Regions from separate parts of the Homo sapiens genome. Here region 2 is linked to region 1. A link is an interaction called in ENCODE POLR2A ChIA-PET data of the cell type or tissue named here. Cell type or tissue: IMR-90. All regions are shown on one strand. Links, peaks and the distances in the headings refer to the core of each region. The heading gives the core; the rest is flanking DNA.

What was found. Peaks named below come from ENCODE experiments on the same cell type or tissue, not always from the same donor. Only the 100,000 strongest peaks of a DNase experiment are listed, where the experiment ranks them.
Region 2: POLR2A ChIA-PET joins it to region 1 with 11 read pairs; 2 of 35 experiments call an interaction of 5 or more read pairs at or near these places.

The regions. Positions count from the first base shown.
Region 1 is chr12:75,925,647-75,938,603 of GRCh38, forward strand. No RefSeq gene overlaps it. Among named protein-coding and RNA genes, the nearest start is that of PHLDA1-AS1, 98 kb to the right of the region's middle. In IMR-90, for the core only: no CTCF peak of the experiment used is centred there; DNase peaks (open chromatin) are centred at 7,705, 8,295 and 8,955; H3K27ac peaks cover 2,506 bases.
Region 2 is chr12:75,736,838-75,749,794 of GRCh38, forward strand. The region is part of intron 1 of LOC105369844 (a long non-coding RNA gene); the gene reads right to left. Among named protein-coding and RNA genes, the nearest start is that of KRR1, 230 kb to the left of the region's middle. RefSeq lists an enhancer at 9,851-10,352. In IMR-90, for the core only: no CTCF peak of the experiment used is centred there; a DNase peak (open chromatin) is centred at 10,894; H3K27ac peaks cover 2,096 bases.

The DNA of each region.
Region 1 (12,957 bases), core at 3,120-11,119:
CCATTGTGCATGGGTAAATGAACCCAGTTTGGTGTGGTAATACACACACACACACACACACACACACACAGTATCATTCTAACTCGGAGAGCCTCCATAAGATCTTTCTTTAACCAGGAGGTTGAGGACCATTTTCTAAGACCCCTCTTAGACCCTTGATAATCCTAATTTAGCCAGTACCCCAAGATGGGAACAAATACTATAGGGACTTTCAGAGCTAGGAGGCAACACACCTCTACAACAGGATGTTGTAAATTCTCCAAAACATGCATTTTCAAACTACATGAGACTTCCACCACCTAATCCACCAAGAATCAGATTCAGATACACCTCTGGAGTACCTACCACCCTCTTTCCTTTAGAATCACTTCCCTGGTAAGGCACAGAAGTTAAGTGGAAGTTGCTGAAATAAAATGACATGCTAAGAATCTCTGTTCTAGAAATCACTATCCACAATACAAATGTAGAAAATTAAAATAAATTCTTAATATTTCTCCATTCAGCTTACTATATACTCTAACCAAAATACTTTAATTAAAAGCTAAGTCTCCCGAGCCTGGCCAACCATGGTGAACCTGGGCCTGTCCTAAGTGGACAACACAGTGGCTACAAAGCCCCCGGCACCAGCATGGCCTTTGGCTTGCAGATGTTCATTCAGAGGAAGTTTCCATACCTTTTGTAGTGGAGCCTACTAGTGGCTGTGGTCTCAGGCTCCGTGGCCAGCTACAGGGTAACAATAGTGGAGTCAGAGAAATGCAACAACCTCTGGCTCTTCCTGGAGACCAGGCAGCTCCCCAAAGACATGAGCACAGATCAGCAAAGCTAGGAGAGTTCTATCCAGGGCACAGAGGATTGGGGGCAGGAGGAGGAGTCCTGGAACACAGTCTTCATGACCCCCAACTGCAGGCTGACCCTCCCCATACCCTAGGGTGCCCCAACCATATCCTCTGTCCACATGTGTGACCAGGCCTGACAAACCACTGCATTCAGCTGCTGCCCCAACCTGGGACCTCCCCAGGAGGTTGGAGCAGAAAGGGTTCTCCTTGGGGTGGTGGTTCTCCTCCAGGGTATCAGGACACATTATCTGCACTGCCAGCAGAGAGGGTGTGTCTGGGGAATGGGGTGGTAGGGGCTTGTGTACTCTGTCATTCCCTTTCTAACCCCTGGACCTCCGACAAGCCCAGGGTGACAGCTGGTGCTAGGGGTGTGAGGTTAATAAATGGCTTATCTGCCAGGCACAGTGGTTTACACCTGTAATCCCAGAACTTTGGGAGGCTGAGGCAGGTGGAGCACCTGAGGTCAAGAGTTTGAGACCAGCCTGGCCAACATGGTGAAACCCCATCTCTACTAAAAATACAAAAATTAGCCAGGCATGGTGGCGGGCACCTGTAATTCCAGCTACCTGGGAGGCTGAGGCAGGAGAATCGCTTGAATCCAGGTAGCAGAGGTTGAAGTAAGCCAAGATGGCACCACTGTACTCCAGCCTGGGTGACAGAGTGAGACTCTATCTCAAAAAAATAAAATAAAAATAAAAATAAGCTAAGTCTATACATTAAGTTAAAACCACAATTTTTAAAACCCCATAATCAATAATTATGTTCTGATATGATGAATATACATGACTTAGATCCTAAAACATAGCAGGAGATTGGCTCTGTATTAGTCTATTTTCACACTGCTATAAAGAACTATCTGAAACTAGGTAATTTATGAAGAAAAGAGGTTTAATTAACTCACAGTTCTGCAGGCTTAACAGGAAGCATGACTGGGAAGCCTCAGGAAACTTACAATCATGGTGGAAGGCAAAGGGGAAGCAAGGACCTTCTTCACCTGGTGGCAGGGCAGACAGAGAGCAAAGGGGGAAGTATCACACACTTTCAAAGAACCAGATCTCATGAGAACTCACTCACTATCACAAGAACAGCAAGGGGGAAGTTTGCCCCCACAATTCAATCACCTCCCACCAGGCCCCTTCCTCAACATGTGAAGATTACGATTCGATATGAGATTTGGGTAAGGACATAGAGCTAAACCATACCAGGCTCCCATTCAATGAGACAAAAAAATTAGTATGAATTTGTATGAAGAGTAAAAAGAACTCTTTGATAGATTCCACCTACATGCAAAAACTTTGTTTTATTTATCAGACATCATTCCAGCAAGGAATCCTATTTGAAGGCGTCACTAAGTTAAGAAAGGGGAAAACAAGGGCACAATAAATATGTGCAATCTTCATTCAAGTGCTAGTTTGTAATTCCAGTTCTCCTCTTCATGCTCTGCCTGATTTTTTTCTCCACTAGGTGGATAGGTAGGGGTACTAGAGATAGTAACTCTTGTTAGGATTTGAGCTCAGAAATCAGGACTGGATCTAAGGTGGGAAACTATGTTCTAGACCCAGATAGACTACAAGCTTTGTGACATTGATTAAGTTGTCATCCCTCTGGTCAAAGATCCTTATTTTAAAAAGGAAGTGCTGTACTATATGATCTCTAGGGTTCTTTCCACCCTTATAACCCCATTATCTGGGGATTTGAGGTATAACCAATCCAGGTGGTACACCAACCTGGGGCTTTCAATACTAAGGAATCTTCTAGAAAATTACTAATAGCCAATAAATATTTAAGTATACCATCTGCTATAGTTTGGATATGTGATCCTCCAAATCTCATGTTGAAATTTGATTCCTAATGTTGGAGGTGGGACCTAATGGGAGGTTGTTTGTGTCATGGAAGCCGATACCTCATGAATCTCTTAGTGCCTTCCTCACATTAATGAGTGAGTTTTTTCTTTATTATTTCCCCTCAAGAGTTTCTCCAAGTGCTGGTTAAAAAGAGCCTAACACCTTCCCTATCTCTTGCTTCCTCTCTTTCCCTGTAATCTCTGCACATGCCAGCTCCTCTTCTCCTTCCACCACAAATGGAAGCAGCCTAAAGCCCTCACCAGAAACAGATGCTGGCATCATCCTTCTTCTTCAGTCTGAAGAACTGTGAGCCAAATAAACCTCATATATATATATATATTTTTAGACAAGGCCTTACCCTGTCACCCAAGCTAGAGTGCAGTGGCATGATCACAGCTCACTGCAGCCTCAACCTCCTGGGCTGAAGTGATCCTCCCACCTCAGCTTCCCAAGTAGCTGAGACTACAGGCATGCACCAACACGCCCAGCTAATAAAGCTCTTTTTTTTACTAAATTACCCAGCCTCAGGTATTCCTTAATAGCAACATATACAGACTAAGAAACCATCCTAAACAACAAATTAGAGGCATGCTGTCCCTGAAATTCTGACTCTGGCCATTTATCCCTTCTTAGTATCAAGTAAATGCTCTTTAGTCAATTTTGGGTAATCAGTTTCTCAATCCCATCATTTCTGTTTCCTGGTTCACTGTCAGTCATTTTCTTGTGTATGTTAAAGGACAATTAGTGACTCTCTCTACATTATTTAATACTTTCCTGAAAGGTCTCTGCTGTGCTGATTGCAAAATGTGTAAACTCTTTCCTTTTTACTCATGCCCTTCTTTTCTTGTCTCTCTTCCCTTGCTATGTTTGTCCTGCATTTGTACCTCCCGTGTATAGCATTAATCTTGCTGCTGCTGCTGTCCCTGCATATGTTTTCTTCCAGGGGGCTTTCATGTAGTGCAGGTGGGCTCAAGACACTGTACTGACTTATCCCTAAGACATCACCTCTCTGCACTGCCTACCCATTCCCATCTCTCCCCATACACATATTTATCTCAGGTCCTCCTATTCTATAAGTAAAGATTTCAGGCAACCTGCTCTTAATGTCATTGATCAATTCCTAATTTAGCTAGATATCAGAAATTGGAGCCTCTTTAAGGCTAAATTCAGTCCATAGACATGTTATATCTGCCCCACATTATATTTTAACATCCACAAAAAGATCTAAGTGTCTGCTTTTGCAGCCCTGGACCCAGGTTTACTGCAGCAATCAGCTGGAGATGAGCATACCCTTCAGCTCACCACAATGCCCAGCCGAGGGCCAGGTGCCATTTATTCTCCCACTGGGCTACTGCCTTCCCATAACTACCCCCCGCACTTTACACTCCACCTGGTCCCTGGGGGCATTTCAAGTCACCACCTGAGGTCTCCATGATGAGAGAACTTCATATTTAACTAGGAAAACTATATGTGGTCTAGGCAGAGCAAGACTGGCTTTCTGGGCAAGTGTTACCAGAAAGACCATGAGAAAATTGGAGCTCAAAATTTCCAGATCTTTTACTATTTGAATCATCTTCAGACACAGAACCTACTCTTTATCTAGAATGTGGCTTATTGAGCTAGAAGTGACATCTCTTAAATACACAGACATTAGGGAAGGATAATGACAGGAAAGGAAGGAAAAGGTGAAGGGAGGAAGAAACAATATCTATAGAGGACAAGGAGTAATCTCCATATTAGTGATTTCAAAAATAAAGATTCCTTATACTTGCCAAAATGACATGCAAATATATAATAAAGCCCACTAAAAATATAGGCTCCGTCCTTTAGGTGTTTTTTTGTTTGTTTGTTTGTTTTGTTTTGTTTTTGAGATGGAATCTCACTCTGTTGCCCAGGCTGGAGTGCAGTGGTGCGATCTTGGCTCACTACAACCTCTGCCTCCTGGATTGGAGCATTCTCCTGCCTCGGCCTCTCGAGTAGTTGGTACAGGTGTGTGTCACCATACCAGCTAATTTTTGTATTTTTAGTAGAGATAGGGTTTTGCCATGTTGGCCAGGCTGGTCTTGAACTCCTGACCTCAGGTGATCCACCCACCTCAGCCTCCCAGAGTGCTGGGATTACAGGCGCTCATGAGCCACCGCACCCGGCCTGTCCTTTAGTTTCAACACATCAAAACAAACCCAGGGATAGATATGGGCAAACTTACTTTTCTTTCCTTGTTTTTAAATCAAATTTAAGTGAATATTTATATTTACTAGGCACAGAATTAGCATGTCTTTCTACTTTCCACTCATGGGCCTATGGAAGACATCACTAATAGTTTGGGACATCATTCCAAACTGAATCTCATAAGCCTTTATGTATGACACTGGACAGCCTAACACCCGGAGCTGCCTAGCGAGATGAAGCTGCTTCTCCCCCTGGCCCTAAGAGCCTTGTGACACCTTCTGAACACTAAGGAACAGCTCCCTAATATGTGTCATAGTGGGGATACAGTGGAAGGGAACACTGGGTGAAAACTAGCAAGAAATGTAAATTGAGGAAGACAGACAGGTTTTTCCCTGTACCTTTCTGTAAAGGAAAGTTAGATGCTTCCCAAAGACAGACAGTCAAATCTTTTTTTCCCTTGACATCCCTGATTCATGGAGGTGGCTAGGTTTATGTCTAGTTATACTCAGATAACTAATTGTCTCAAGTGTCTTAAGTGTCTGGTTGATGGTTGAAAGTAAGCTCTAGGGATAAGCAGTCTCTCAAGGAGTAGATTGTGGGATGGGGAGGCAGAAGGCCACAAAGGTACTATAGCTACATCTATGCAATTCATATGATCTCTACCACCTTACACCTCCATGCCCACTCACCCATGAGGCAGGGGGCATTTATATTGAACAGAGACCTATCTATAGCTGCAAAGGTTTATCTCAAATATGTACCTTGGCAGACAAAGGCGAAGAGAGACTTCTGGAGGAAGCCATTGTAAAAACACATAACAGAACTCACCACTTATTCCTCCTAAGCTTGTCTTGAATGTAGACATGAAAAAGACCAACCCAGCCCTCAGTACTACGTGAGGTTGCTGATACAAATTCAGCTAACACTTATTATCTTATTATCTGCCTTGCATTGTGGCAGAGGCTTTTTTAATCAATCATCTTACTTAATTCTCAAAACAACCTTATGTGCTAAGTCTTCTTAGAGCACATTATTCAGATGGTGATTTTGAGGTTGCCCAGTTAATCAGTAGCACAATTCTCAGCATGTAGCATGTAATCCTGAAATCAGCTTTGAATAGAGGTGACCCACTGATGACCAAAGTGTCCCATCAGCTCATAGATAGTCATCTGGGCTCACACAGTTTTTTTAATGTAGTGCTACATTTTAAAATCTGACATATTGGCTGGGCGCAGTGGCTCATGTCTGTAACCCTAGCACTTTGGGAGGCCAAGGCAGGTGGATCACGAGGTCAGGAGTTTAAGACCAGCCTGGCCAAGATGCTGAAACCCCGTTTCTACTAAAAATACGAAAATTAGCCCGGTGTGGTGGCACTCGCCTGTAAGCCCAACTACTCGGGAGGCTGAGGCAGGAGAATCACTTGAATCCGGGAGGCAGGGGTTGCAGTGAGCCGAGATCAAGCCACGGCACTCCAGCCTGGGTGACATCGCAAGACTCCATCTCAAAAAAAAAAAAAAAAATTACATATTCCCTTTAAAATATCAGGTTTCCCATTTCTTCTGAAAAGTGGGATGACCCAGCAACATTAGGCCCACATGTTGACAACTAACTGGAGCTAAAGAGAAAACAGCTGACTTGATCACACACACACACACACACACACGCACCCCTACATTCTGTGAATGCACACTCAATACATAAAACTGCCTCACTCACTACACAACCAGCCTGGATCCTGGCCATAGAATATACCTTTGTTCTTTGCTTATCCCGAACTCTAATTTAGTTCATCCTCCACTAATTTCCTACTTGGAGTCAACTGTTCACACTTATTCTCACTTCTTTTCAAAGTCCTCTTCTCTTTAACTAGCACTGTGGGCTTCTAGTCAGCTTCTCACCATGGTCCTTTCTACATTGTTGACACACTAAGTGGATGCCTCACCCATCTTCCAGCCCTGGAGTCATTGTTCAAAAGAGAAGCAGGATTTTCTGAGAGGTGGCTAAAGTTCAGGAGGCTGTCAAATTCCTGTGACACTAAAACCAGGAATATAGACTGATGATGGGAGATTAACACTTTCATAGCACCATCAGTTCCTATTTTCCTACAACCACATTCATTGCTATTTACCTATTTTTATCAGCCATTTTTGACCCTTCAGACCCAGAAAAGATTGGCAACTAAAATAAGCTATGCAAAAGAAAAATCCAAAGAATACTTTTTCCTCCTAAATTAGCAGACCCAACATATCTAAATATTAAACACCACCTAAAAACAAGGCAGTATTCAATAAAAATCTCTGCATTTCTTCCCACACTATCTACCCAGCAGGATGATACAAAAAATTATAAAGAAATAGAGTCCAAAATACAACGCTTGCATAAGTTTTAAAAGCATTGCTTGATATGCAAAGATACTAAAAAACAAAAGAAAAAATGTGCTATATTAAATGACAAGCAAAAACTTGATCGCTGTATGTTAATTATGTGTTATTCCAAAGAAATACAGGAAGAAAGGCTATAGCTGAAAGATCAAGAGTTGGCAGAATTGTTTATTGCTAAATTCTCTGTGAAGCAGCCTTATAAATGAGCCTTTCAGTAAATTCATTAACTAGCTGGTCTCAGTCTTAAACTGTCTGGCAAGGAATTGTGCTTATTGGCTAATAAGGCTAGCAACACCCTAAATGTGTTTGCTCATATACATTAATTCACTCAAAAAGTAATTAACGGGTCTAAAAGACTCAGTTCTGGGAGTCCTACTGACGTATGTGGTATAGCCATCCCATATTTTCCATGTTAACAAACTCTTTTCCATTGCATCTGGCTGAAGGCATCGCCTATCCTGGTGTTTATGACTCATGTAGTAGGGCCAAGACTGTTGCTCAAACAAGTTCTGATGGTTGAAACATTAGCCAGCAAGCCCCTTGGCCTCCCAGAAGCTCTAAGATGTCTTACTGTACCTCTTTCTCTGAATATCCTAAAATGCTGCTAACACTCGTCCCCCTGAACTATTATTGCTTTAACTGTATTTAAGGATGTTGCCTACAATTAGCTTTGAATATAGCAGTTTAGAGAGCAATATAAAAATGGTGTAAATGGTCAGTGAATGCATGAATGATCAATACATCAGAAAAGTGAAAAAAAAAAAAACTGGAACTGGTTAAAAGTTTTCAAAATAATTATTTCATAGGAACATTAATGAATACTTCATCTGGTCTCATGAAAAAGGAGTCAAGATCAAACAAAAGGAGTGTCTAATTATTAAACAACTATTTTTCTATGTTAGTGGAAACAAATCAAACTCTCAAACAATATGAAAACTATTTGTATACCTTTGGGAATATATATAAAAAAAATATGTGATGGATTCAGCTATGAAACAATGCTTTGTCTAACTGCCTGGTTACATGGTGCCTGAATAGAGGGTGAGGATGAGGAAAGAGATGACAAATCCACAGGAAATGATGAAAGAAATTCAGCCCAGGATTTGAAAATTACAATAAGTAATCTGCAATGCAGATAATCTACATAAAGAGTAAAGACAAATCACTGAAAACAGGCTGCATGCGGTGGCTCAAGCCTGTAATCCCAGCATTTTGGGAGGCCGAGGGGGGCAGATCACCTGAGGTCAGGAGTGCAAGACCAGCTTGGCCAACATGGAGTAACCCCATCTCTATTAAAATACAAAAATTAGCCGAGCATGATGATGGGTGCCTGTAATCCCAGCTACTCAGGAGGCTGAGACAGGAGAATCACTTGAACCCAGGAGATGGTAGCTGCAGTGAGCCGAGATCACACCACTGCACTCCAGCCTGGGGGGCTGAGCAAGACTCCATCTCAAAAAAAAAAAAAAAAAAAAAAAAAAAGAAAAGAAATTACTGAAAACAGCTAACTTCAAATTCAGCAAACTAAGTCAGATTCCGCTATGGCAAAGAGTTTGCCAAAAGTTATACTTTTGACCACAGTATTAGAATAGGAAGGAAGTAATACTGAAGACAAAATTCACTAAAATATTTTGGTTTCAGTTGGAACAAAAACATTCTCCTTTAAGGAACTGGTATTGTGGAGACTTGATGATATTCTAGGAAATGAAATGAGATAATGTTTTCGAAATAGCCCCACGATAATGTCAATGAGTAATTTCAGTTCTTATCACCATATGATGTGGTTAGTGAGCAGTACTGATACGGAGGGGAAAAAAAAGGTGTCAGAATGTTAAAAAAAAAAAAAAAAAAAAAAAGCCTCCCTCTCTCAGGAAAACAGCAATCAACAGCTACTGCTGCTGGACAAAAACCTAACACTTCTCAGTCATGGGGGAAAAATGTCTGAAAATGAGTTTCACTGTTTCTCAGCAAATGTTGGCTTAAATATCTTGGCTGTGCCCATCAGAATACCTATGCCCAGCTTCATAATCATAAAGAAAACAGGATTCCAGGTCATTTGTGCTACAAGAGACTCAAAAGGTCATTTGGCCCATGTCCAAATTGACACTAACTTTTCTCTATTACACAGCACACAAACTGCAGAGTCAGATCTATGGAACCAGGTCTTTCTCCTCTTCCTTGATCTATTTCTCTTCTTCTTTTAAAAATAACATAGATTGGCCAGGCATGGTGGCTCATGCCTGTAATCCCAGCACTTTGGGAGGCCAAGGCAGGTGGATCGCCTGAGGTCAGAAGTTCGACCCCAGTCTGGCCAACATAGTGAAACCCCATCTCTACTAAAAATACAAAAATTAGCGAGGCATGGTGGTGCATGCCTGTAATCCCAGCTACCGGGGGGCTGAGGCAGGAGTATTGCTTGAACCTGGGAGGAGGAGGTTGCAGTGAGCCGAGATCGTGCCACTGCACTCCAGCCTGCGCAATAGAGTGAGACTCTGTCTCAAATAAAAAAAAAATTAAAATAAAATAAAAATAACATAGATCAGGGTAGAAATATTGCTGAAGCTCAGTTGCAAATCTACGAAAGTACAAAAAGCTACCCACCTTGGTTCCATTTTCTCACCTCCCATTTACTTCTCACATAGTGTAACTGTCTCTGGGACACTTTTTATCCCTGCCTATTTCAGAGGTTTCAAATTTTCTTCAATGGTTCCTCTTGCCCCCAGGCCAGAGGTAGGGGCTCCCTTGGCTCAGCTTCTATAGCAACCTCCTCATACCTGTGTCACAGACAGTATTTATTATCTTGTTATTGTTGTTGCTTTAGAGACAGTCTCCGTTGCCCAGGCTGGGGTGCAGTGGTGTGATCATAGCTCACTGCTGACTCTAACTTCTGAGCTCAATTGATGCTTCTGCCTCAGCCTTCCCAGTAGTTGGGACTACAGGCATGCACCACTGCACCCAGCTAATTCTTTTATTTTTTGTAGAGATGGGGTCTCACTATGTTGCCCAGGCTGGTCTCGATCTCCTGGCCTCAAGCAATCCACTCGCCTCTGCCCCCCAAAGCTCTGGGATTATAGACATGAGCCAACACACCTGGCCTACTTTGTTTTTTAACCATCCTGTAATCTTCCTATCTCTTACCACACTCACAACACTGTGACTTCTTGGAAACAGTGATTTTGTCTTATTTATCTTTGTGAATGCCATTACACCCAGCCCATAGTGAAGATCAATAACTGTTTACTGAATAAATAAATAAATGTTACAAACTTTTGATCCTCTGAATGCTGGGAAAAAGGAGACAGCCAAAGTAACATGATGACACAGGATAATATATCTAGGCTATCTAAATATTTTTCAAGCAACAAAAGATCCCAATTTGGTGCTACACAATTTTTGCAATTAAAAAAAATCATGAAAGAAACTGCTAACTCTCAGACAGCAAATTATGCCCATTGCTTAAAATTCAATTAGCCTCTGCCTTTCCTCTTACTAGCCTCTCTGCCCCAAATGCCCCCTCTACAATTTATTCCCTGCCACCCATGTTCAAGGCTCAGCTCCTACATCAGTCCTCCACAGGACTTTCCTTGACCCCTTTGCAGATCCCAGTGTCCTTTATCATACCCTCCTCTGAGGTCTCACAGCATTTTATCTCTACCTCTCTTATTTGCCTCTTTACTGCTTGCATTTTACTTATTAGATATTTTATCTCCCCTGCCTCACTGAGCAACTTAAGAGAAGGGTTTCTATATACTCTGAAGATGCCTAACATAGCACCTTGCCCAAGGCAGAGCCTTAGTAAACAGTTTTCCAATTGCTAAAACAGGAAGTTCAGATTCCTTTCTTAAAGGCAGTAAGACACAAACAAATCATCATCTGCAAAATGAAGAGGAAGTCCTTTCCAGCTGGGACATTCCATGACCTGGGGAGCCAGGTCTGAACACTGGCCAGGACCACAGATACATCAATAGGTAAAGGACAGAGTAAAGCAGTGAGCATGGCCTATCATGAGAGATGTTTCGAGGCAGATAGATAAGGAGAGCACCTAACTTGGACCGGGGATTAGAGAGGAATTTCTAGTAGAGGTGACCCCCCTTTGACCTTAGCTAGAAGGTTGAGTTAAACAAAGGAAAGGAAGAACATTCTAATTGGAGCAGGCAGCATGGGCACAGGCTTAAGAAAATAGACCCTTTTCGGAAATGCAAGGAGTTGGGTTGTAGGAAAGGAGATGGGGAATGGCTGAAGAAGATGAAGAGGTAAGACTTCCCCAAGTAAAAAGAGCTTTATATATTCGCTCCCACACTTCTTTGTTTCACTGGAGGAATGGAAAGCTATTGGAGGGTTTCTTGCAGCATGGTAACCTGATTGCTCGGGGAGTAGTGTGGGAAGAAGATCAAAGGATCCTATATAGGAGGGAGAATGCCCTGTCATGGCCATTGCAGCAATCTATGTAAAATATGAGGAGCTTTGGGGAGGAGAACATGAAAAGAGAGTAATGTTAAGATTAATATCACTTGGTGGTTCATTAGACATGGGAGTAAAGATAGCAAGGAGACAGAGGAAGGCATCAAAGATAATTACCAAATTTCTGGCTCAGGCAACTAGGTAGACAGGGCTATCATTCACAGAGATAGACAATGCAGGAAGGAGAATAAATTAAGTGGGAAGGATCCATCTTTAGCTATGTTGAGTCTGAGTTGTCCAAGGAACATTAAATGTTTGTCCAATAGGCAATGGGTTACAGAGGTCCAGTTCACACTAGAAAGATTTCAGAGCCATTCATAGGAATAGATGAGATCATGCAGGGAAATGGTATAGAACTCACAAAATACTTAAGGCAGAAAGAGGAAGAAAAACCTTCAAAGAAATTGTGAAGTTGCCATCAGAGAGGTAGGAGAAAAACCAAGACAGGCCAAAGCTAGAGAATGTTTCAAGAACCAGTGCATGGCCAACACTGCAAAACACGGCAGAGATTTCAAATGAGATAAAGACTCAAAGGATGCCCACTGCATTTAGCCCAGAGGAGGTTTTTGGGGAGCTTGGAAAGCAAAGCACTATTTCTGAGGAGTGACAGAAACCAAAGCCAGGCAGTGGATTAGGGAGTACATGGAAGTTAAGAAAGTAGAAAAAAAATGAATTTAGAGAATTTTATAGAAGTTTGGCTTTGAAAGGAAGATGAGAGATGGAACCAAAATTAGAATGATACACAGGCCTGAAAATCTGCGGGTATAGGTGTATGTCAGTGCTGGGGGACTATTACTTGGTTGGTTAGTTTGTTTGTATAGTTGAGAGAGCCTTGAACATGTTTATATACTGACAGGAAAAAGTCAGGGGGAGATAAAGATGCCAAAAAGGGAGGATTAAAAAATGAAATGCACTCCCTAAGTAAGGAGGGAACCAGGGCACTGATGGAAGAATTAGCCTTAGATGGGAGTAAGAGACTACTTTCCTTAGAGACTAGCAGAGGAGGGAATGATGTATGCAGATGTTAATCAGGTTACAGACAGAAGGGCAGGGAGTTAAGGGACTCTTCCCATAAATACTGATCAGCTGTCAAGAATGAGAGTTGGTCATAGTAACGCAGTAACGGTTTCAAAAAGCAGACATGAGACCCTGTGTGTACACATACACACACACACACACATACACACACAGAGCAAGAAAAAAGAGAAAAGGAGGGGGAAACTTTACTTTAAAAAACTTAACAGACATGTCAACCCATCACAATAA
Region 2 (12,957 bases), core at 3,255-11,254, 190 kb before region 1:
CAAGTAAGATAATTATTTACCCATTATTCCAGTTCAAGGTGCAGATGGTCTGAGCCTATCCCTGCAGTTCAGGGAGCAAGTTGGGAACCAACCCTGGACAGGACGTCATTCCATTACAAAGCATACACACACATGCACAGAGACACACGTAAACACTCAGACTGGGACAATTTAGACACACCAGTTAATCTAACGTGCACATCTCTGGAATGTGGGAGGAAAGAGGCATACCCAGAGAAAACCCATGCAGACCTGAAGAGAATGTGCAAACTCCACCCAGACAGCGACTCCAGCAGAGAATTGATCATTTTTCCTAATCAATGTTATAATAAAGCCACGTTGAAAGAAGCAATGTTATTCGAGGACCCACTGTATTCCAAATACATTAAACACCTTGCTGGTCTCCAAACATGCCTCTGTCTCTCCCGCTACAGGTCTTCGCATATATCATCCCTTCTCCCTAGGGCAGTCTTCTCTCATACCCAACTCCATTCATTCACTTGGCTAATGCCTATTCACTCTTCAGAATTTAGCTAAGGCATCACCTCCTCCACTGTCTTACCTAATCCAGCCCCTCTCAATGTACACATTAATCAGCCTGTTTTCACAAGTCCTGTGTATTCCTTTGCCTCCCCCTTCTGAACTGTTAATCCTTAAACAACCAGCTTTCCACTAGAGACGGTATTACAATAGTCTAGGATCTGCTATGGATGACCCAGCTCAAGACAACCAAAGCTGCTTGTTCTCTTATGTCTTGTTCATCTTTGTACTCCTGTCTTCTAGCAGAGTTGTCACACTGACACACCACTCCATGTTTCTCAGTAATATGAAAGTGATAGGTTGTGACCATATGGCTAAGGGTTCCAAGTTCATGTGACTTGGTGGAAAGAATGCATACTTTGGAGTCAGACAGACCTGCGCTTAAATCACAGGTCTGCTGCTTACTGTCTATGATATGGATGACAACTTACATAAGCTAATTTGCATCTAGGTTGTAGATATGCAAGTGAAGACAATAATCTTTACCCTACAGAGACATTGTGAGAAGTTAGTATAATACATACCAAACACTTACCCAGTGCTGATAAAATGTAGCTTTTATTATTATTGTATTAATCATGAGAATCAGGATTTATTCCTATACAAATCAGATCAAAATCAATAGCAATTTGTAATCAATGTATTGCAAATACCTGAAAGACACTCTGAGATCTCTCTCAAATATCTAAGAATCGCTGCACACACCTAAAAGATACTTTTAGGATACTAGGTTCCTACAATAGGGTTGCAAATAAAATATATATGAAGGTCTTTCAATAACAGGATCAATTCCTAGACAGTTGGTCCAGCTTGCAGTCAGTGTCTTGTTGAAAGAAATTCCCAGATGTGCTGAAAGTAGTGTGATAGATGTAAAATGGTATTTTTAATTAAAACCCTTATTGAACATAGTGTGAAATGTTTCTACTTAATCCTCTGAAACCAACAGACAAAGCATTCACTGTTATCCCCATGTGATAACTGAGGCTTAGAGAGGTTAATCAGCTTTCCAAAGTTGCACACTGACCAAATGGGACATAGCCTTCAAGATTTTAGAAGATGTTTTTGATGGTAGAATTACTTTGTTATTTCTTTTATATGGTGAGATAACTAATGTTGATAATCTGTGAATAACTTAAGTCTCTCAGAAGTTTCTCAGCTACAAGTTCCTCTGCACCTACCCTGGTTAATTTTGTGATTTGAATAGTCAGAAGAGATGAGTCAGAGAGGACTTTTACTTCAAACTTTCCACGGGAGTGGGTGTTACTATGGTCTAGGACCTGCTGTGGATGACAGCTGAAGACAACCAAAGCTGCTGCTTTTCAGGCCTGCGGTTGTAGACTAAGAATAAACTACATGCCTGGCCTTGCAATTAAGAGGGCAGGCATCAAAGATGGCTGCAGATCTTCTTGACTCCATGGTGGCAGCAATAGACTATTTGTCAGTTTGGACTTATTTGCATTTTGTAGCTAACCTTGTTCTTTTGGCAAAAGCAATTGGTGCTCTCATGTCAACAGACATTAATCTGACTTCATGATTTTCTAGTAGGAAATCATGGCTTATTCTTAATCCACTAGTTCTATAATTCATTCATTTTTGCTAGCTTATTTTAAATGCATTTACTTATTTATTCCTTTATTAAGCACTTGCTATGTAGTGACATATTGAGAGCCATCACAATAAAGCGGTAAGAATGTGGAAGTTGGGTAAACACGGTTTTGCATCACACTTTTGTAATTTATTAGTTAATAACCCATGTTATTATATATAGGTAATAAGGGCATGAGTTTTAGATCAGGCTGACTGGGTTTTAAAATCTCAGCTCTACCACTTATGAAATCTGTGACCTATAACAAGTTTTCTTTTTTCTTTTCTTTGCTCTGTCATCCAGGCTGGAGTGCAGTGGCATGACTCAACTCACTGCAACCTCTGCCTCCCAGGCTCAAGCGATCCTCTCACCTCAGCCTCCTGAGTAGCAGGACTATAGGCACATGCCACCATGTCCGGCTAATTTTTGTATTTTTTGTTGAGATGGGGTTTCACCATGTTGCCCAGGCTGGTCTTGAATTCCTGGGCTCCCAAAGTGACAAATACCTTTGAGTTTAGCTTCTCTCCATAGTAAAATGGAAAGGATAATACTTACCTTATAGAATTCTTATGGAGAATTAAAATAAGATGTGAATATAAGGCACCTAGCACAGAACCTAACAGACAGTAAGTGCTCAAGATTTATTTCTTTTCCCTCTGACACTAGATCCCAGACACTGCAGAAATAAATATATCTGAGATTTACAACTGCCATAAAAGAGATAATAAACAGGAAGGAACTTAACATATTAAGCCCCTACCTTGTTTCAATCCATGTCTTAGGCATTTGCATGTGATGGTAGCCTTGAATTTAAACTGAACTCATCTTAATTTAGTCATTCATTCATTCCATTTGTTCACTCATCAATAAATATTTATTCAGCACCTACTATGTGCCAGTCATTTGCCTAGGCAGTGGTGACACAGCAATGAATAAGTGGACCAGGTCCTACCTTGAGCTTACATTCTAGAGATCCATAACCTTCCTGCCATACCTTGCTGCACAGATAAAGAACTTTGAAAATTAAAAACAAAAAAAAATATTATTTTCAACTTGGAAATCAGAGAATGCTTCATGGAGAAGCAGAAGTTTGGCCTGAACTTCAGAGAACTTTAGGGCTCAGAGTAGGCTGGGAGAGTGGGTGGATGGAGCAGCTTGCATCATGGCCCAGAGGCCGGGAAGAGCAGGACCTGAGAGGAAGCAGTGAGTTTGATTTTGTTGTCAGGTGGGGTGGGTAAAAGTGAGTAATAGGAAATCTTTTGGAAATGTATATGGAAATCAGATGGTGGTGCACACTGAAAAGCAGGCTGAGGAGTGCAGACTTATGTAGACCACAGAGAGTCATTTAAGTTTATTGAACAAGGTAGTAATAGGATCAGGGATAAGCTTCAGAAATATTAATTGGGCAATAATGTGTAAAATGGATTAAAAGAGGGAAGGACTAGAGACAAAGGAAGAATCAGGAGGTTGTTAATTAAACACTGCTGGTATGTTTGGGGTTTTTCTATGGCCAGTGACAGAAAAGATCACCAGCAAATTCAGGTAAATTTTTCTTTCATCAGAATTTGCAAAGGTAAAAGTGGGCTAAAAACAAAAACAAAAAACAGGAAACAAAACCTGCTTCATCTAAGAATGCATTATATAATATTACATAAATGACAAATTCCTTTGATATATGACAGATATTTAGTGTCTTCAGCAGAACAACTAAATTAAACATAGGAGTGGAGAAAACCTGAGACAACAGGCCTTATGGTATAATATTTAAATTAAGTTGATTCTCAGGCCAGAGCTTTAAAACATTTGCAAGCAAATTCTGATTCCTTGATGGTTTTTTTTTTGGTTTTTTGTTTTTTGTTTTTTGTTTTTTGAGATGGAGTCTTGCTCTTATCGCCCAGGCTGGAGTGCAATGGTGCAATCTTGGCTCAATGCAACCTCTGCCTCCTGGGTTCAAGCAATTCTCCTGTCTCAGCCTCCCGAATAGCTGGGATTACAGGCATATGTCACCATGCCCGACTACTTTTGTATTTTTAGTAGAGATGGGGTTTCTCCATGTTTGTCAGACTGGTCTTGAACTCCTGACCTCAGGTGATCTGCCCGGCTCAGCTTCCCAAAGTGCTGGGATTATAGGCGTGAGCCACCACGCGCAGCCCGATGGTTTTTTGTAACAAAATTTCTATTGTAAAATAAGAATAAAGTTAAACATTTATATAAGAACCCTTGCAAGGTGGCAAATGCCCTCAGTATACTTTTGGTATAGCTTATGCTCTTCCTGGTTGGTATAGGTTGAGAATCTCTAGTCCAGAAATCCAAAATCTAAATGATTCCAAAACTTGAAACTTTTTGAGCACTGATATCACCCTGCAAGTGGGAAATCCCACACCTGACCTCATGTGATGGAATGAAGACAAAATGCAGTCAAAACTGATTCACGAGCACAAAATTACTAAAAACATTAAATAAAATTACCTTCAGGCTATGTGTATAAGGTGAATGTGAAACAGAAATGAATTTTGTGTTTAGATTTGGGTCCCATCTCGAAGATATCTCATTGTATATATTCAAATATTCCAAAATCTATCCCCCCTCCCCGCCCACCAAAACAAATCATGAAATCCTAAACACTTCTGCTCCCAAGCATTTCAGATAAGGGACACCCAACGCGTAGTGCTGTTGTTCTGGGTCAAATTCTCAGTTGATGGAAAACAACCCATTCCCAGACCAGCAGCTTCGGGCAGCATTCTGCCTTCAAAACATTACCTGCCTTTACTACTTTCTCTTGGTTTCTGAAGAATCAAACTCAAACTACCCCAAATTGAGGTAATTCTCTTCTCTCTCCCATCCCCTTCCAACCCAACTTGCTCTTCCCCTTGCCTTTTCATTTAAACAACATTGATTAAGCACCTACTCTGTACCCACTTCCGTATGGATCATCGGGGTCTTGCTAAGTGCACCATTGGCCAACAGAATCTTGTAGTCAACCTCAATTTCTCCTCCCTCTGTCTCTCACATCCACTCAGCAACCAAGACCTGCTGAGTCCACCTCCCAGAAGTCTTTCATACTCATCTGTCCCTCTCCAACCTCACTGACCCTGACCTAGGATAGGCCCTAATTAGTGCAATCCTGAACAATTACAAAGCCTTCTAACTCCTCTTTACCACTCATCCCCATCCCCATCCGGTCCCTCTACAATCCAAGCTGTCTTGCACGGATGGATGCCAATGTGCAATCTTTGAAAACCTTGCTATTCAAGGTGTGGTCCGCAAACCACAGCACCAGTATGGTCCTGCAGCTGGTTAAAAATGCAGACTCTCACAACAGAATCTGCATTTTTAACAGAACCCAGATGATCCATATGCACATTTAAATTTGAGATGCACTGGCTAAAAGCACAAATCCAATCCCATCACTCTCTAGTTGACATTCTAGTGCAAAGACCAACAAATTATAGCACGCAGTCCTAATCTGGCCCACTATCTATTTTTGAGCAGTCTGTGAAGTAAAAAAAAATGCTTGGAAATAAATCAAAAGAAAAATACTATTTTATGACACATGAAATTTATTGAAATTCAAATTTCAGTGCTTAGTTTGATTGGAACACAACTATGCCCATTCATTTATATGAGAGGAGTCTTTTAAAAGTTTATGGAAAATGCGTATTATGAAAAAAACTATGCATGGAGTTCAAATTTTTTTGCACCAAAATAAACTCATGCCAACTGGTTACAACATATCTGAAAAGGATCTAGTTTGAGGCATAAACAAGGATACGATGTTGGTTTGAAAAGAGCCTCTATAAGAACAATATGAATTCTGCTAAAATTGAAGCAAAAACAAACATCAGATTTATGGTGAAGCTTGGGTGGAAGAATGATGAAATCACTGATGCTTTATGAAAAGTTTACAGGACAATGCCCCAAAGAAATCAGCAGTTTACAAATGGATCACTCATCCTAAGAAGGGATGAGATGATGTTGAAGATGAAGCCAGCAGCAGCAGATCATCTACATCAATTTGTGAGGAAAAAATTTATCTTTTTTCCTGCCTTAATTGAAGAGAACTGATGATTAACAGTAGAAACAACAGCCAATATCACAGACATCTCCATTGGTTCTGTTTACACAATTCTGACTGAAAAATTAAAGTTGAACAAACTTTCCACTCAATGGCTGCCAAAATGATTGCACCCAGATCAGCTGTAGACAAAAGCAGGGGTTTCAATGGAAATTTTAAGCATGCAGTATCAAGATCCTGAAGCATTTCCTCTAAGAATTGTAACAGGAGATGAAACAAGGCTCTACCAGTACAATCTTGAAGACAAAGCACACTCAAAGCAATGGCCACCAAGAGGTGGAGGGGGGCCAGTCAAAGCAAAAGTGAATCGGCCAAGAACAAAGGTCATGGCAACAATTTTGGGGGGATGCTCAAGGCATTTTTCTTGTTGACTTTCTGAAGTGTGAAAGAACAATAATATTTTCTTATTTTTATTTTTTTTGAGATGGAGTTTCACTCTTGTTGCCCAGGCTGGAGTGCAATGGGGCAATCTCAGCTCACCAGAACTTCCACCTCCCAGGTTCAAGCAATTTTCCTGTCTCAGCCTCCCAAGTAGCTGGGATTACAGGCACGTGCCACCATGCCCAGCTAATTTTGTATTTTTAGTAGAGACGGGTTTTCTCCATGTTGGTCAGGCTGGTCTCAAACTCCTGACCTCAGGTGATTCGCCCCCCTCGGCCTCCCAAAGTGCTGATATTACAGGTGTGAGCCACCGCACCCGCCCATAATATCTTCTTATTATGAGAGTATTTTGAGAAAGTTAGCCAAACCTTTGGCAAAAAAACACTCAGGAGAGCTTCACTAGAATCCTTTTCTACCACGACTATGCACCTGTTTATTCCTCTCATCAAACAAGGGCCATTTGCAAGAGTTTCAGTAAGAAATCATTAGGCTTCCATCTTACAGTCATGATTCAGTTCCTTCTGAATTCTTTTTGCCTCCTAATCATAAAAAAATCTTTAAAGGCACCCATTTTCCTTCAGTTAATAATATAAAAAACATTACTTTGACATGGTGAATTCCCAGGACTCCCAGTTTTTTAGAGATGAACTTAATGGCTGGTACCATCACTTACAAAAATGTCTTGAACTTGAAGCTCATGCTGAGAAGAAAACTTATATTTTTAATTTTTATTTTTTCATTCAATTTTTCATGCACTTTTTGAAATCCCCTCATTTATTGTCAGTGGTTGCTTTTGCATACAGTGGCAGAGTTGAGTAGTTATGACCGAGACTGTATGATCAGTAAATTCTAAAATGTTTACTATCTTGCCCTTTAGAGAAAAAGTTTTTTGGCCCTTGTTCTAGGGAGAACACATATGTAATTTTTTTAAAAACAGAGCTGGACATCCCAATTACTCTGGTTTGATAACTACACATTGTAAATAGGTATCAAAATATGACATATGTCCCAAAAATATGTACAACTATTAAAAGTCAATTAAAAAAATAAACACAAGTTATGAGCTATGAAGACAAGAAATAAAGACTTGAATAAAGTGTTTCCTCTCTTTTGTACCCACAGCAGGTGCTGATACCCTTCTATGATCCCACATGTTACATTATTGGTACAGTCTTCGCCGAGTGAGGAAAAGAATCAAATACATTCCTCCCATTTCATGGCAGCTGATTTTTCCCCTTGGAAGGACAGAGGGGTAGGTTCTAAACATGATGAGAGGAGCAAGATCATCTGGGTGTTCAGAGATGAGAAGGAAATCAGGGAGGATTTGAGGGTCAGTAATTTTATGGGCACTTTCCACTCAGGTCCTTATTCCTACAGCTGAAAAAAGAGGGGGAAAAGGCATCTTCTGGCTCTGCAGAGCTAAATAAATACTCCCACCATTGGGCAATAATTCTTCCGTTGAAAGGAATGTCTGAAGATTCCAAAATTCAATGCTTTAAATATCAACAGCCACTCACCTGCAGACCTTTACACATTCCCTGATTTTATGGCTATGTAAGACATTAAAGATATCATTTCAGACCTTGTTTTCCAATGCAGATCCTTTTGGAATAACCCTGTCAGAACTGTTTCCAGTGGTTTGCTCTTTGCTTAATTGATACATTCCTTCAGAGTCACTAAAGCAGGTGTGAAAAATAGTTCAAATTCCAATTCCATGCCAGAATGAGAAAGAAGTGAAAGCCCATAGATCAAAAAGCTTCCAGAGACATTGTAACAGAGGCACTGAACATGTAAAGTCCAGAAAGTAGTTGCCTTTCCACCCTTCTTCCCTTATCCCTAGCTTCACATTTTCTGGAACAGTTAACTACATGATTTTGCATTCACTTAATAAAAAAAAGGTGTTACCAGCTGACAGTTGAGGTTGTTCAATGTGCCAAGTACTACGGTAGATCCCTGGGTTACAATAGTAAATAAGATATTGTTCCTGTCCTGGAGAAGATAGCAGCTATATGGGAAAGGCAGATGCAGAGGCAGACACTTACAAACCAGTGTTTTCAGGGCTACGGTTCAGAGTGAGTATGAACACAGAGAAACACGCAGCTCAAGCTCATGAGATTAGAAAGGTTTCCCAGAGGGGATGTCTGAGCTGAGTTCTGAAGGACATGTAGAAGTCAGCCAGATACAAGGCTGGAGGTTAAGAGTAGAACAGGTATTCAAGGCACAGAAATATCAAAGATGAGGGATCATGGCTCATGTGAGCTGCAGGACAGTAGAAGATAAGAAAAGGGTTGAAAAAGTGGAGAGGAGAAAGGCTGGTGGGTTCAGGAAGAGGATGACCTGTGTGCCATACCCCCAGAGCTTAGACTCCATACTGAGGACAAAGGGGGCTTATTGTAGGGTTGTTGGTGAGGCAGCATGATCAGAGTTGTATTTCAGAAAGCAAATTCTAGCTGCGGTGTGGAGAAAGCACTGAAGAAAAGCAAGATTGGAGGTAAGGAGAATTAAGAGAATGCTGCAGGGGAGAAATGGTGCTGACTCAAACCATGGTGAAGATAAGGGTGGCAGAAAATAATAAGGCAAAGCCCACCATATACAGCCATACAGAAAGCCATGCCCTGCACCAAGCAGTTTCCCAAGGGGCAGATGGTTGTTGAAGATCAGACTGTGATCTCCTGGCCAAGCACTGTGGCCCAGCAGGAGGAAGAAGGAAACCCTTTTTTTATTCATCAGCTAGACAAGGTACCATTTCGTTATTCTCACAAAGTCACCATATATATGCGCAGCATTAAAGGCCCTGCCAAAGATGAGTACACTCTAGAGAATTTTGAGGAAGAAAACAGTTGATCAGATACAGCAGTTAGAGAAAGAGCATTCAAAGAGGATACCAAACTGTTTGGCCCTATTACCTTGACATTTACTAAGGCAGGAAATGCTTTCTCGGGCTAAATCAGTTCCGTTTTACCTGTTCAATCCAATTCCTTTTTTGCTATCATGAATTTCTTAAACAAATTCAAATAACTTTATTCAAACAAAAAAGAAATACATTTGATTCATATTTAATAATGTTCACTTTTTATTTAATTAAAATTTTTCTTTGGAGGTAATAGTAGATTCACATACAATTGTGAGAAATAATGCAGAGAGATCCTACATTCCTTTTACTCAGTTTTCCCAAACTTGTAAACTATGGTACAACACCACAACCAGGATACTGACATTGATAGTATCAAAATACAAAACATTTTCATCACCACAAGGATCCCTCATGTCGCCCTTTTAAGAATGTGAATGCAGAAAATCTGAGACAGGTCTCAGTTAATTTAGAAAGTTTATTTTGCCAAGGTTGAGAACACACCCGAGACACAGCCTCAGGAAGTCCTGACGACAAGTGCCCAAGGTGGCCAGGGCACAGCTTGGTTTTATACATTCCAGGGAGACATGAGACATCAGTCAATACATGTAAGAAGTACACTGGTTCACTCTGGAAAGGTGGGACAACTCAAAGCAAAGGCAGAAATACTGGAAGTCGGGAGGCAGCTTCCAGGTCACAGATTGGTGATACACAACCAGTTACTTTCTTTTGAGTTTCTGATTAGCCTTTCCAAGAGAGGCAATCACACATGCATCTATCTCAGCAGAGGGGTGACTTTGAATTGAATGGGAGGGAGGTTTGCCCTAAGCAGTTTCCAGCTTGAGTTTTCCTTAGTCATTTTGGGGGCCCAAGACATTTTCCTTTCACAACCTCTAATTTCTTACCCATTTCTATAATTTTGTCACTACAAGAATATTATATAAATGGAATAATGGAGTATGTACCATTTGGGATGGATTTTTTAAAAAAAACTCAGCATAAACTGGGTGCGGTAGCTCACGCCTGTAATCCCAGCACTTTGGGAGGCCGAGGCTGGTGGATCACCTGAGGTCAGGAGTTCAAGACCAGCCTCAACATGGAGAAACCCCATCTCTACTAAAAGTACAAAATTAGCCGGGCGTGGTGGTGCATGCCTGTAATCCCAGCTTCTCGGGAGGCTGAGGCAGGAGAATTGCTTGAACCTGGGAGGCGGAGGCTGCAGTGAGCCGAGATTGCGCCATTGCACTCCAGCCTGGGCAACAAGAGCGAAACTCCGTCTCAAAAAAAAAAAAAAAAAAAAAACCTCAGCATAATCCTTTGGTGATTCATCCAGATTGTTGCATGTATCAGTAACTCATTTCTTTTTATTTATAAGTAGTATTCCATGGTACTGATATACCACAGTTTGACCATTCATCTGTTGAAGAATATCTGAGTCATTTTTAGTTACGGGCTATTATATATAAAGCTGATTTAAACATTTGTGTACAGGTTTTGTGTGTGAGCATAAGCTCCCATTTTTCTGGGACAAATTCCCTGGAGTACAATTACTGAGCCATATGGTAATTACATGTTTAGTTTTAAAGGAACTGCAAACTGTTTTCCAGAATCTCTGTAGCATCAGCAATGTAACAATGATCCAGTTTCTCTACATCCTTGCCAGCACTGGGTGATGTCACTGAAACTGCCTTTGCAAAATTATAACTGAGGAAATTATGACAGTGAAAGAAATCAGACCTAACTGACTCTATCTTACTTATAAACCTTCAGCTGTCCTTGCTCATTGCTGGGTGCAGGCCAAACTAACTTTGGGAAAGAACTCAGTTCATGTTTTGACTCTAAAACAAAATTGATAACAGCCGTTTCCGAAAAGACCCCCTTCTTGCCTGATGTCCAGTCTTTGCAGGACTAACAAATTAGCTACAAGATTAGAAATGACAATTTAGGGGTCATGCAGCCTCTGGCTCCAAGAGTCTAAACCTCCCCAAATTGCTTCTGGGAATAACATCACTATTGTAAAGCTTAAGATCAGTGCTTGAGATATTTTGCAGACCCTGCACTTGACGGATCAGCTGACACCATCCAGACTGGTAATCTGGCCCAACCCGTTCTGCCATCCTACCCAGGAACAGAAGACGTTAAGAAAAACTCACTTCAACCCCCTTTGATTCCATTTCCAACCTGACCAATCAGCACTCCCCACTTTCCAAGCCCCTACCCGCCAAATTATCTTTTAAAACTCTGATCTCCGAGATCTAATTAAACTAAAGAGCTTCTGCACAGCAAAAGAAACTACCATCAGAGTGAACAGGAAACCTACAGAATGGGAGAAAATTTTTACAATCTACCCATCTGACAAAGGGCTAATATCCAGAATCTACAAAGAACTTAAACAAATTCACAAGAAAAAATCAAACAACCCCATCAAAAAGTGGCTGAAGTATATGAACAGACACTTCTCAAAAGAAGACATTTATGCAGCCAACAGACACATGAAAAAATGCTCATCATCACTGGCCATCAGAGAAGTGCAAATCAAAACCACAATGAGATACCATCTCACACCAGTTAGAATGGTGATCACTAAAAAGTCAGGAAACAACAGGTGCTGGAGAGGATGTGGAGAAATAGGAACACTTTTACACTGTTGGTGGGACTGTAAACTAGTTCAACCATTGTGGAAGACACTGTGGCGATTCCTCAAGGATCTAGAACTAGAAATACCATTTGACCCAGCCATCCCATTACTGGGTATATACCCAAAGGATTATACATCATGCTGCTATAAAGACACATGCACACGTATGTTATTGTGGCACTATTCACAATAACAAAGACTTAGAATCAACCCAAATGTCCATCAATGATAGACTGGATTAAGAAAATGTGGCACATATACACCATGGAATACTATGCAGCCATAAAAAAGGATGAGTTCATGTCCTTTGCAGGGACATGGATAAAGCTGGAAACCATCATTCTGAGCAAACTATCGCAAGGACAGAAAACCAAACACCACATGTTCTCACTCATAGGTGGGAACTGAACAATGAGAACACGTGGACACAGGGTGGGGAACATCACACACCAGGGCCTGTCATGGGGTTGGGGGAAGGTGGAGTGTTAGCATTAGGAGATATACCTAATGTAAATGATGAGTTACTGGGTGCAGCACACCAACATGGCACATGTATACATGTGTAACAAACCTGCACGTTGTGCACATGTACCCTAGAACTTAAAGTATAATAAAAAATAAAATAAAATAAAAATAAAACTCTGATCCCCAAATGCTTGGGGAGACTGATTTGAGTAACAATAAAACTCTGGTCTCCGGCACAGCTGGCTCTGCGTGAATTACTCTTTCTCCATTGCAATTCCCCTGTCTTGATAAATTGGCTCTGTCTAGGCAGAGGGAAAAGTGAACCCATTGGACGGTTACATCATTAATTTTTTTTTTTTTTTTTTTAGCCATTGATAGATGTACTGTATGGTTTTAATTTAATTTAAATTTTAAATTCACTA